Linked DNA regions of Homo sapiens: region 2 is linked to region 1. A link is a loop called in an ENCODE intact Hi-C map of the cell type or tissue named here. Cell type or tissue: endothelial cell of umbilical vein. All regions are shown on one strand. Each heading gives the region's core, and the rest is flanking DNA. Links, peaks and the distances in the headings are about the cores only.

Region 1 (5,376 bases), core at 199-5,198:
ATTGCATAAATACACATTATCACCAATTGTCATACCCTCCATTTATCTCCACTGAAAGCTCATTTATCCTCTCACAGAAGCCCTTTCTCCCCACCCCCTTTCCCCAGTGAAGTTGGTATATAAACCTTTATTCCTCACTGCTCGGCTATCAATGCTCCCACATGCATGTGGATTTAAAAGAAAGTTTTTCTCCCAACGAGGTGAATGGGTTACTCGTGAAAGAAATGCAGGATTTCAATAAATGAAACTGAGAGGACCAGGTGTGGTGGCTTATGCCTGTAATCCCAGAACTTTGGGATGCTGAGGTGGATGGACTGCTTGAACGCTGGAGTTATTGAGACCAGACTGGGCAACATGGAGAAACCCATCTCTACAAAATATATAAAAATTAGGCAGTGTGGTGGTGTGCGCCTGTGGTCCCAGCTATACAGGAGGCTGAGACATGAGAATCACCTGAACCCAGAAGGTGGAAAATGTAGTGAGCAGAGATTGCACCACTGCACTCCAGCCTGGGCAACAGAGTGGGACTCTGAAAAAAAGAAAGAAAAAGAGAAAGAGAGAGAGAGTACTCCAGCCTGGGCAACAGAGTGAGACACTAAGAAAGAAAGAAAAGAAAAAGAGAAAAAGAAAGAAGAAAGAAAGAAGGAAAGAAAGAAAGAAAGAAAGAAAGAAAGAAAGAGAGGAAGGAAGAAAGAAAGAAAAGAAAAGAAAAAAGGAGGAGGAGGATAGGAAGGAAGAGAGAAAGGAAGAAAGAAAGGAAGAAAGAAAAGAAAAAAAAGAAAAGAAAAGAAGAAGGAGAGGAGGATAGGAAGGAAGAGAGAAAGGAAGAAAGAAAAAGAAAGAAAGAGAAAGAAAGAAAGAAAAAGAAAGAAAGTAAGAGATGTTTGGATGGAAGCCATGTGAACAAAGGAATAGAGGAAGGAAAATACAGGGCAGGTTCGGGGAATGTTCTGCTGTGACTGGAGCAAAGGGTGAATGGAAATCCAGTATAGGAAGCTGAGGCTGGATAACCAAATTACAGCCAACTGGTGGGAGAGTCTTAGACCTTGAGATTTGGGAGGATCCCTAACCCACCTTCTTCATTAGAGCAATAGAAGAGAAACAAGACCAGTGTCTTGGAGAGTATCAATGGCTGGTCAATACCAAAAGGCAAGTAAACGGCAGAGATGGAGGCTAAAGCTCCTGACTCTGAACTCCCTCCCCAGTTTCTTCTTCGCTGCAGCGTGCTGCCTCCTTTGAGATGGATATGGGAGGCAGGTGGAGTTGGTGATGGGACAGAGCTCTCCTGTGTGTTGCCCAGCCTCATTGCCTGCTTTCCTTCTCCAGACACAGTGTAATATCAGTGTTGGCTCCAAACAGCCAGGAGTGGCCAACATGACACGTACCCCTCTGTCCCTATCCTGTGCTGTCAAGCACCTTGTATATAGGCTGTTCCCAAGAGCAGACCAGGAGTGAAGTAGGGCAAGGGGCCCCATTCTTCTCAGCCCAACCAGCACTGGCCATTTCCTCTCTTGGCATGATTTTAGAATTTCCCATTCTCCTCCCTACTGCATTTCCTGCTCAAAGTAGATTTTTTTCCTAGGTCAACTCAGCTGCTCTCTAATTCGGGCAAAACTAGAGATGCAGAGAAAAATGAGAACCTGTTGGGGTTATTTTGGCCTATTGTTCCACACTACAGAGACATTAGATAACGACCTGATCCTGTACCTCTCCTACTCCGCCCCATCCCACGACCCTGGAAGGCATTGTTTGAGTGTTTTGTTTGCATTGTTCAGAGGTTCTCTTAATCTAGTTCAAATTTAAACCTTGATGAAAAAGACAGGTGCAGGCAGCTCTGTGGCTCTCAGTTATTGACCACTCTGTGCAAAAGCCCACACCATGCACACACGTCTTTGCACTGTCCACCATTTGTCCCCCACTTCCTCTTCCTCCCTGTCTGTCTTCCCCACTATTAATCCTTTGCTCCTATCCAGCTGGTCTCTGGATTATTCCCTGAACTTGCCTTGTGTTTTTCCACCTAAAAGCCTTTGTCCCCACCACCTGTCCCCATAAAATGTCCTCCCCACTTTTTTCCATCCAGCCAGATCAGATTCGTTTCACCCTCATTCAACGCCAACTGTTAGTTGGCACTGGGCCAGCACACGTTATCTCATCCTGCAAGGCCTAGCATACATTTATTCTTATCTGGGAAGCTTTCTGGGGCTACCCCAACTGGAAGTGACTACTTCCTCCTTTCTCTCACACTTATTGTCTGTACTGCTCATTTGGTGCTTAATACATCCTAGTACTTTACAATTAATCATTCACTTGCTCATTCATTCATTTAACAAGTATTTACTGAGTGATTATTATTTTGCAGACACTGTGGTAGATGCTGGAGAGATGCAGATGCAAAAGACACCCTGGTTGTCCCCTAGAAACTCACTCTAGTGGTCAAAATTGACACATCAGAAGCTGCTTGTCATAAAATGATGAGTATAGGTCACACTTCAGAAGTCCAGCAGTGGGGCTCCATGATGAATGAGTAAACAGTGGCTCTGTGAAGGTGGAGAGAAAGCGCATTTTCGGAAGGTAGAGGAAGAGCAGGTGCCCAGAGCTGAGGAGCATTGGAATAGGGCTACAAGCAGCACTTGCTGCTGGACCAGAGAATGTTGCCAAAGTATAGAATGTGCAAGATATCATTGGAGGACCTGGAGTTCCAGTCTTAGAGCTTGGCTTCATTCTGAGAGGCATGTTGTGCCATTGAGGGTTTTAAGCAAGGGATTGATTCAAGCTTTGTGGTTTAAGATCACTCTGGCTACTTTCTGAAGGGTGGATAAAACCAGGGAGAGATTTGAGGCAGGAAATTGTTAGGAGGCTGTGGCAATAACCCAAGGCAAGAGACATGAAGGTGGTAATCTCTGCCTGAGAAATGAAGAGACTCGATTTGAGAAATACACAGGATGTATAAAATTATACCGCAGTCACAGCTCTGGAGGCCCTCACAACCGAAAAGTGTGCATAAGTACAATTCAATGTATGGAACCTGTCAAGGATTAAAAAAGTGCTACCAGAGCACAGGAGAGATGGCAGATGACATTGTCTAAGAAATGTGGACCATGTCACGGACTTGTCATTCCTATAACATGGCTATTTATGCACATGTGTCAGACCTCTTCTCCTAGATTTTAGGCTCACTAAAGGCAGGGGACATGGAAAAGCTAAAGGACATCAGCTCTTGTCACAAGCAAGGCCTCTCTGCTCTCCACATTGTGGGTAGGGGTGTCCCAGGGAACTATGTTTGTAGCAGGCAGGTCAGGAGTTTCTGCAGCAAGGGCAGGGCAGGGAAAAAGCATCAAGACATGCTATGAACAGGCCACAGGGGTGATGTCCAGAGCACAGAATTGGAGCCAGGCTAGTCTAAGTTCACATTTCTGCTCCGCTGTCAGCCAGCTATGTGACCTTGGGCAAATAACTTAAGTCAAATTCAGTACTGAGTCAATTTCAGTATTATGTGAAAAATAAATGGAAATCTCTAGGCATGTACCTAGTACCTCTAGAGTACTCTTTGTTATAGATGTAGGTATCACTGATGTTGGCATCTCTTTTCTTATCCCTTCCCCTCACTAATCTGGGAGATCCCTGAGTGCAGCAGAGACTACATCTTACTCATATTTTACCCTCATTTTCTGCCACAGTACTTGCTGCACAGTAGCTGCTCAATCGATGTTTGTTGAATGAGTTCATATGAGCACTTACAATGTTACTTCTGAGCCCAGTAAAATTCCTTAATTTAGATTCACTGCCTACCCCTGAGATAGCACAGAAAAGAAACAAATTTGACAAAGACATTGTTCCTGCCCTCAAGGGGCAGAGATAATTTAAATCAAAGAAAAACTTTAGGTTCTTCAAGGCGCTGTCCTGTATGTTGTTCTCTGCCCACCTCATCTCTTCTCTTTCCTTTCCACACTGTGGTTATCTCATTCATTCACAAGACTTAAATCTATAGTTGATGATTTTCCAATGTATGTCTCCCACAGTGACCTCTCTCTGATCTAGATCAATATATCCAGCTGCCTACTTGACATTGCAAGTAGATTGACATTATCTACTTGCAATCTAATGTCTTAAATTGCACCTTGGACATTTCCACCTAGACTTGCTACTCCTCCAGCATGGCTTTTCTCACTGGGAGGCAGGTTCATCCACCAGATGAATGGTCCAAGCCATTCATCTGGGAGTAATCTTTAACACCTACCTCTCCCTCATGTCTACATCCGATAAAATTTCAGGCTCCCAAAGTAGATCTAGATCTAGGTTCCCTCCTCTTCTCCCGACTCCCACTGCCACCACCATCTCTCATGTGGAGATCATATGACCTCCTCTTGGTAGCCCCATTTTTACTTTTGCTTCTCTTTTTAGATAGTAGCCATAGAAGTATTTAAAACCATTATTCAGACCATAGTACTGATTTAAAAGCCTTTAATGATTTATCTTACAGTTGGGAAGAAATTCGAAATGCTTACCACGACCTGCTGGCCCCATGTGATTGGACTTCCTGCCACTCTCTTGCCTCCTCGCACTCCACTCTGCTTCTTCACTGTTTCAGCTATGCTAGCCTCCTTGTAGTTCTTCAGACACCCCATCCTCCTCTGGCCTTGTGGGTTTTGCATCCCCTGTTTTTCAGAGAAGGCCCTTGGCCCATCTCTTCTCTTAGGTAACTGACAACTCACTGATCCATTAAGCCTCAGCTGAAATGTTCATTCCTCTGGAAGGCCTTTCCTGGTCTCCCTTTCTAAACTAGATCCTTCTTTAAAGTACACATTCGAATTTTTTTATCCCTTGTTCCTTTATCGTACTTATAATTTGTATATGTATATGTTTTTGTGCAACTATTTTGTTTAGCATCTCTGCCCTCATTCTTACCCCAACATGTGCACACACATACACACCCAACTCTGTTGTTTACCATTGCATCTCCAGAGCCTAGCATAGAGCTTGGTCCATAGAACACAGTAGGTCTTTGTTGAATTAATATGTTCAAGGCTGTGAGGAAGAGACAAACATGGGCTGGGAGAGTTCAAAGGAGTTGAACCACCTCTGAATGGTGGTTCAGGCAAGGCTTCAAGGAAGATAAAGCATTTGGTGAAAGATTTGAAAATTGGGTGGAATGAAAAAGGCAGAGGGGAGTGGCACTGAAGGAGTGGGTGGAGGGAGGGGCTTTCCAGGTAGCTGGACAACCTGGCTGGAGAAAGCTGGGTGGTGTCTGAGAAACGATGAGTAACCGGGGTGTCTGGAATACAGGGCTTGTGGAGGGAAGAGGGCCAGAAAGGGCCTTACAAAAAGTAGCTTTTGGACCTATTCTTGAATCTCCAGGAGGTGATGATAGCAGGAGGA
Region 2 (5,376 bases), core at 145-5,144, 160 kb after region 1:
TGCGCTTAATGGAGGCACTGCGGTGAAGGGCAAAGGCTTTCCAGGCAGAGAACACCATGTGCGAACATTGAGAGAGGAAATGTCTGAGAAAGGAAGGAAAGTCAGTGTAACCATTTTCCAAAGCAATATCAGGAATTTGCCTAAGTTGGTATTCCTTTATAGCACCTAGGTTGGCTGAGGGCTGAGGACCTGGAGTGCCCTTCTGCAAACACCTGTTAACTAATGGGCTTTTTGTTTGACATGGCATTAAAATTTTTTACTACATACTAAACCTTGTACCCTAACTTCATTCATGTGTCCTTAGGCATTTCTACTCTGTGTGTTGTGTATCTGTGTGGGCGGGGGGCAGAGGGAGAGACAGAGAATGAAAAACAACGACAGAGAGATGGAGGGAGAGAAAAACAGAGGAGAAGGAGGGAGGGAGAGGGAGACTTGGAGTGCAATTTAGGTACGCTATCTGTTCCTATCTTAAACAATTAAATGCAGAAAACGTGCACCCTGAAACTGTTACTCTTTTGAAACTGAATACCATCAGTGTTGGTGCAAGCCAAATGTTGCTGAAAGTCACATTGAATGCAAAAAGCTGCATGGAGGGAGAGCAGCAGGATTGACCATTGCTGCAATGCAGCTTCTTTTAAACTTTTGGCCATTATATGAATGGCAAAGAGTGTAACAGCTGATGTGTAAACTCTCCTTGATTCAATTAAGATGGAGCAAACACAGCACTCATCCCTGGGGAGCCCACAGTCTAATGGGGAAGATCAAGAGCATGGACCGATCCCATACAAGGTAATAGCTGCTAGAAGAGAGGCACGCATCTAGTGCCATGCAAACACAGATCAGGGAGCAACGAACTCAGCAGGGGTGGGAACAGGACCCAGGAGCACTCCTGCAAAAAGAGGTGAGATGTGGGGGGGCGCACTGCAGGGCTGAGCAGGAGGCAGTCAGTAGGCGATGGGATTCCAGGTAGAAGAAACAGCATGAATAAAGAAAGCAGAGCTAAAAGTACACAATGTTTTCAGGAAATAATGAGCAGGCAAATGTGGTTAGAAGCTCAGGGAGTGGCTGGTAATGAATCTGAAAGTTAGGCAGAAAGTCAAGGAGTGAAGGGCCTTGGATGGCCTATGAAGAATTTTGGAATTTCTGTAGGTGTGTATTCAGGGAGGGTTCCCTCAAAGGCTTTCAGGAGAGGAGGTGATCTGAGAGCTGCGTTTAGAAAGATGACTGACTACTGCGTGACAGATGGACAGAGGGGCAAGTCAGGGCAAGCAGATGAGACAGGATTCTTGTTTAGGACACTGTTCCTCCTCCACCCCACCCTCACCTCAGCCTGGCCTCTGTACACGAATAGGTCTAATGGCGGATCGAGAAAAACACCAGTCAGCTTCCGCTCTTCCTCCATGGCAGGGCCGACCTCGGCACATCCACACTGCGGTTTTCTCTTGGAAGGAAGGATCAGGCTAGCGGGGCAGTGTCCTCATGAGGCCTCGTGCACACCCCTAAATCCTCCGTTAGGAGATGCCTGTAGGCCTGTAGCAGCCGCAGACAGAGCTGAGCCCTGGCTTCAGACTCTTCCCTAGAAGGAGCAATGAGGAAGTTTATCCTCTACCTTCCCAGGAGAGTATCTGCTTGATGCTGGGTTATCTCCTAAACTGAATTTTGATTACTTTGTATTTAAGTTTAGGAACGTCTCTGTCATTTGGGAACTGCTTTTCTGGCTGCAGCTCAACAGTGGCGAACATGGACACTGGGAACAGGCCCAGAGTCCTGAAATGATTAATATCCTGTGTTGTGGGACGTCCAAACGCATGGATAGCCAAAGCATTTAGAGAGCCAGGCTAGGCAGTGCAGTGTGATGGCAGACAAGTCCCTTGAGTTATACGGGGGGAAAGATGCTACAATTCCATACACTAAATCAATGAAATTGAATAAAGGTTCTGAACCAAACCTCCCTGTGGACATTGACTTTCGGGAAATGGCTCGGGGCTGGTTGGTCTGCAGAGCTCTGGCACGGCTTCTCCAGGGAGACTCAGCCGATCCCAGGTTTACCATCTTACACTCTAGACCTGATCCCTCACTTTGACCAGTGGCAGCCCTGATCTCCTGACTGCCACAGATCAATTGCTTTGTTTATCTTATTGTCAGCCTGTTTTGGAAACACTCTCCTAGACTCCTTTCTGACTCATAGGTTAAGGAGCGTGAGTAATTCTTCTGGAACTCACTTGGAACAGGAGGGAACCCTTCCCATTTGATTTCCGGTCCTAAAAAAAGACAAGATAGTTCACACAGGATGCTAATTAGTTTTCCTATTCAACAGTTAGCGTGGCCTAGTCCTGTTTGGAAAGCTGCCTTTTGTGCTGCAGGGTTTAGAAATTTGAATACCTCCAGCTTTTATTCAGAATTTATAAAATGACACCAGAATATCGTTTTGTTGTGATTAGTTTTGCTGCTAAAACTAGGGTTTTTGGTTTTGTTTTGTTTTTTTACAGAGAAAACCCAAATGATTTCTCTTATGAGACATAAAAATGAGGAGAAATGAACAACCAGATTTCTCTTCTACATTGTTCTCGTTTTATTGTTCGTGGATGAAGGTAAACTCTCATTGTCCTCCTGCTGTATTTTTTGGCCTGTCCTTCTAAGCAGTGATGTAAACTCATGAAAGCTTTCACTCCAAATGGGTGTGACTCTCTTTGTAGCCAGAATGGTTTGGCGTTCACTTTCTATAGCAGAAATGGTAAGAAAGTGGCTTTATATTCTTCTGTTTCTAAACTGGCTTAAGAGAGGACCAGCCCCTTTGTAGAAGTCAGATACCTGAGAGCTTTTCAGGTTGCCTATAGGAAGTATTCTAGCTCTGCTGGGGGAAAAACCACGGAGCGCAAGTTCAAACTCTCACCTTAGGGGCAGGGTTACAGGGAGCTTTAACTTTCTACTTTATGCAGTTTTGTACAGTTTGCATTTTTCACAATGAATGTGGAAGACAGGACGAAAAACCAATCAAAGACTGACTATATTTATTTGGAAATCGTTTCTTCATTCATTTTTGTCTTAGCTGCTCTGTGACCTTGGACAAGTTAATTCACCTCTTTGTCCTTCTCTGTAAAATAAAGGTGGCAATACACCCTATATAAGGCTCTTGTGCACTAAAACATCTAATGCACATAAGTACTCATATTGAGTACACATAGTCATGCTCCGTAAGCTTTACTGTTGTTGTTGCATTGTTGATATCGCTCACTGCCAGTACCCAAGACCCCTCTCTGAAGCATGGCTGTTGAGTGGTGCAGAATGTAACTCTCACCCTTTTGATTGCAAGGAAGAATATTAGTCTTAATTAGAAAAACATTATATTGGGAAGATTTGGAAGAGAAAGGCAAACCCACACGTTTACCCACTTTCTCTCCAATCATTTCTTCAGAAAACAGCTGAGAAGGTCACTGTCCACCCCATGCTTCTTCCAAGTGTAAGTCGGATTAGGTTCCCCCTCACTTGAGCCCTCTAAAGGCTTCCAAAGCACTTTGAATAAAGTCAGACTCACCTGCCCTCCTAGTCCCTCCAGATCTGCTTCTACTCACTTCTTTCCTGGCCTATCCACTCTCCTGCCAGCTCATTAAGCTCTGGCACCCGATCAGACCTCATATGGGCAGCCCACCCTCCTATATCCACTGTTCCTCATGGATCTCAGTCTAAATATCACCTCCTCAGAGAGGCCCTTTCTTGTCTGCTCCCTTCATTATCCTGTACACAGCCCTCTGTCTAGTTCACTGTACTTGACAGAAGCTATAACTAGTTTACTTGCTTGTGGGTTTCTCTCACCAGATTGTAGGCTCCAGGAAGGCAAAGAGTAACCTGGACTGGCATGTAGTAAGTGCTTATTAAATACCCCATAGTAAGTGGGCAAGGGGCAGATCTGTGGAAGGAGTAAGAGAAGGAGAGAAGGGAAAGGAACAAAGGAAGGAAGGGAGGGAGGGAGGGAGGAAGGAAGGAAGGAAAGTCTGCAAAGGAAGGAGAGGTTAACTATTCAAGTGGGTGGCTTTAAAAGTCTAATGACTGGTAGAATGTGGTGCTAATGACAGGAACAGTTTGGGAGGGAGAATAAGATTAAAGAGTAGATTGAGAGCTTGGTTCAAACATGTTGCATTAAAGTGAAACTTCCACCAGGCAGAAAGATGCGGGACGAAAACTCAGGACCAGGCCAGCGCTGGAGATGCCAGGTAGAGAGTGATGAAATGGTATTTAGTCTCTCAGAATGGAAGAAACCTTTAAAGGTCAGGGAAGGAAGGAAAAGAGAAGTAGCTTCTGGGAACCAAACCTTTGGGTTCTAGGGAAAATATGATTGCAAAACAGAAATTTAAAGGAATCTGTAAAGAGCAAGATCATGAGTGGAGCCTGAAGCTTAATTTGACCCAGCGTGGGAAACCTCACCCGGGCAGGACATGGACGGATTGACAGATTGCTGTCTCTGTTCAGGGTCAGTGAATGAGAAGGCACATTCAGACAGACAGGAGATGGAAGATGGTGTGAGGTCATGGCTAATGGAGAAGAGGACAGGTTCTGAAGAAGACACCAATATAGTATAAAATGCCTAAGGACACATTGCTCACAGGTTACTGATACCTCTTAGCAGTGTCCTGCCAATTAATGAGCAGGTGATGGCGATGACACCAGGCAAAATTGTGAAGTCAATGGAGTCTTTCTTTCCCTTCAAGGCTTTTTCTGCTTCCATTTGCCCCTTTCTTGCTGCTGGTGGTGTTTCTCAGAGGGACCATGGAGAAGAGAAAACAGTAGGGCCGTGGAGCTGGAGGGCTCTGGGTTTGTATTACCTACTGCCAGCTGGGTGATTGGGAACATTTTCTCTGTGAGCCTTAGTATTGTTAATCTTTCAGGTGAGGATGATAATATCTACCTCCCGGGTAGTTATGAAGATATCAGAAAGCCTCTGAAAAGCCCCTAGCACACAGTCAGTGCTCTGGAAATGTTAATTCTCTTCCTTCCCAAGGACTTTCACTTTCTGCTCCCTTCCATTCTTATCAGAAATTAGTGAAACTACTTCATCTTTTCTAGGAGTATTGGCATTTAAAGCTTTTTATGCACTTGTGAAATGCATTTTTAATTATTCATTCATTCATTCCACAAATGTTTATTGAATACTTACTACGTTTGTGTCCAGTGCTGGGCTAGGTGCTGGGAGCACAAGGGTGAATGCAACAGACACACCACACCTCAAAGCTTGTTAGGGAAATTAGCTTCATTGTTCTAAAGTATATGCAGGAAGGTGCAGCAGTAGTTCCAAACTCCTGCATGCACCAGAATCGCTTGGAGGGCTCTTTAAAACTGATTGCTGGGCCCCATTCAAAGAGTTTCTGGCTCAGTAAATCT

What was found. Hi-C counts contacts between places; a loop is a spot of excess contacts. Peaks named below come from ENCODE experiments on the same cell type or tissue, not always from the same donor. Only the 100,000 strongest peaks of a DNase experiment are listed, where the experiment ranks them.
Region 2: a loop joins it to region 1, with 3 times the contacts of the local background. A loop is called at or near these places in 1 of 110 quality-filtered maps.

What each region holds. Positions count from the first base shown.
Region 1 is chr11:13,103,358-13,108,733 of GRCh38, forward strand. No RefSeq gene overlaps it. Among named protein-coding and RNA genes, the nearest start is that of RASSF10, 97 kb to the left of the region's middle. In endothelial cell of umbilical vein, for the core only: no CTCF peak of the experiment used is centred there; DNase peaks (open chromatin) are centred at 1,514 and 2,144; H3K27ac peaks cover 959 bases.
Region 2 is chr11:13,259,635-13,265,010 of GRCh38, forward strand. No RefSeq gene overlaps it. Among named protein-coding and RNA genes, the nearest start is that of BMAL1, 15 kb to the right of the region's middle. RefSeq lists an enhancer at 1,363-2,562. In endothelial cell of umbilical vein, for the core only: no CTCF peak of the experiment used is centred there; DNase peaks (open chromatin) are centred at 1,787 and 2,187; H3K27ac peaks cover 1,867 bases.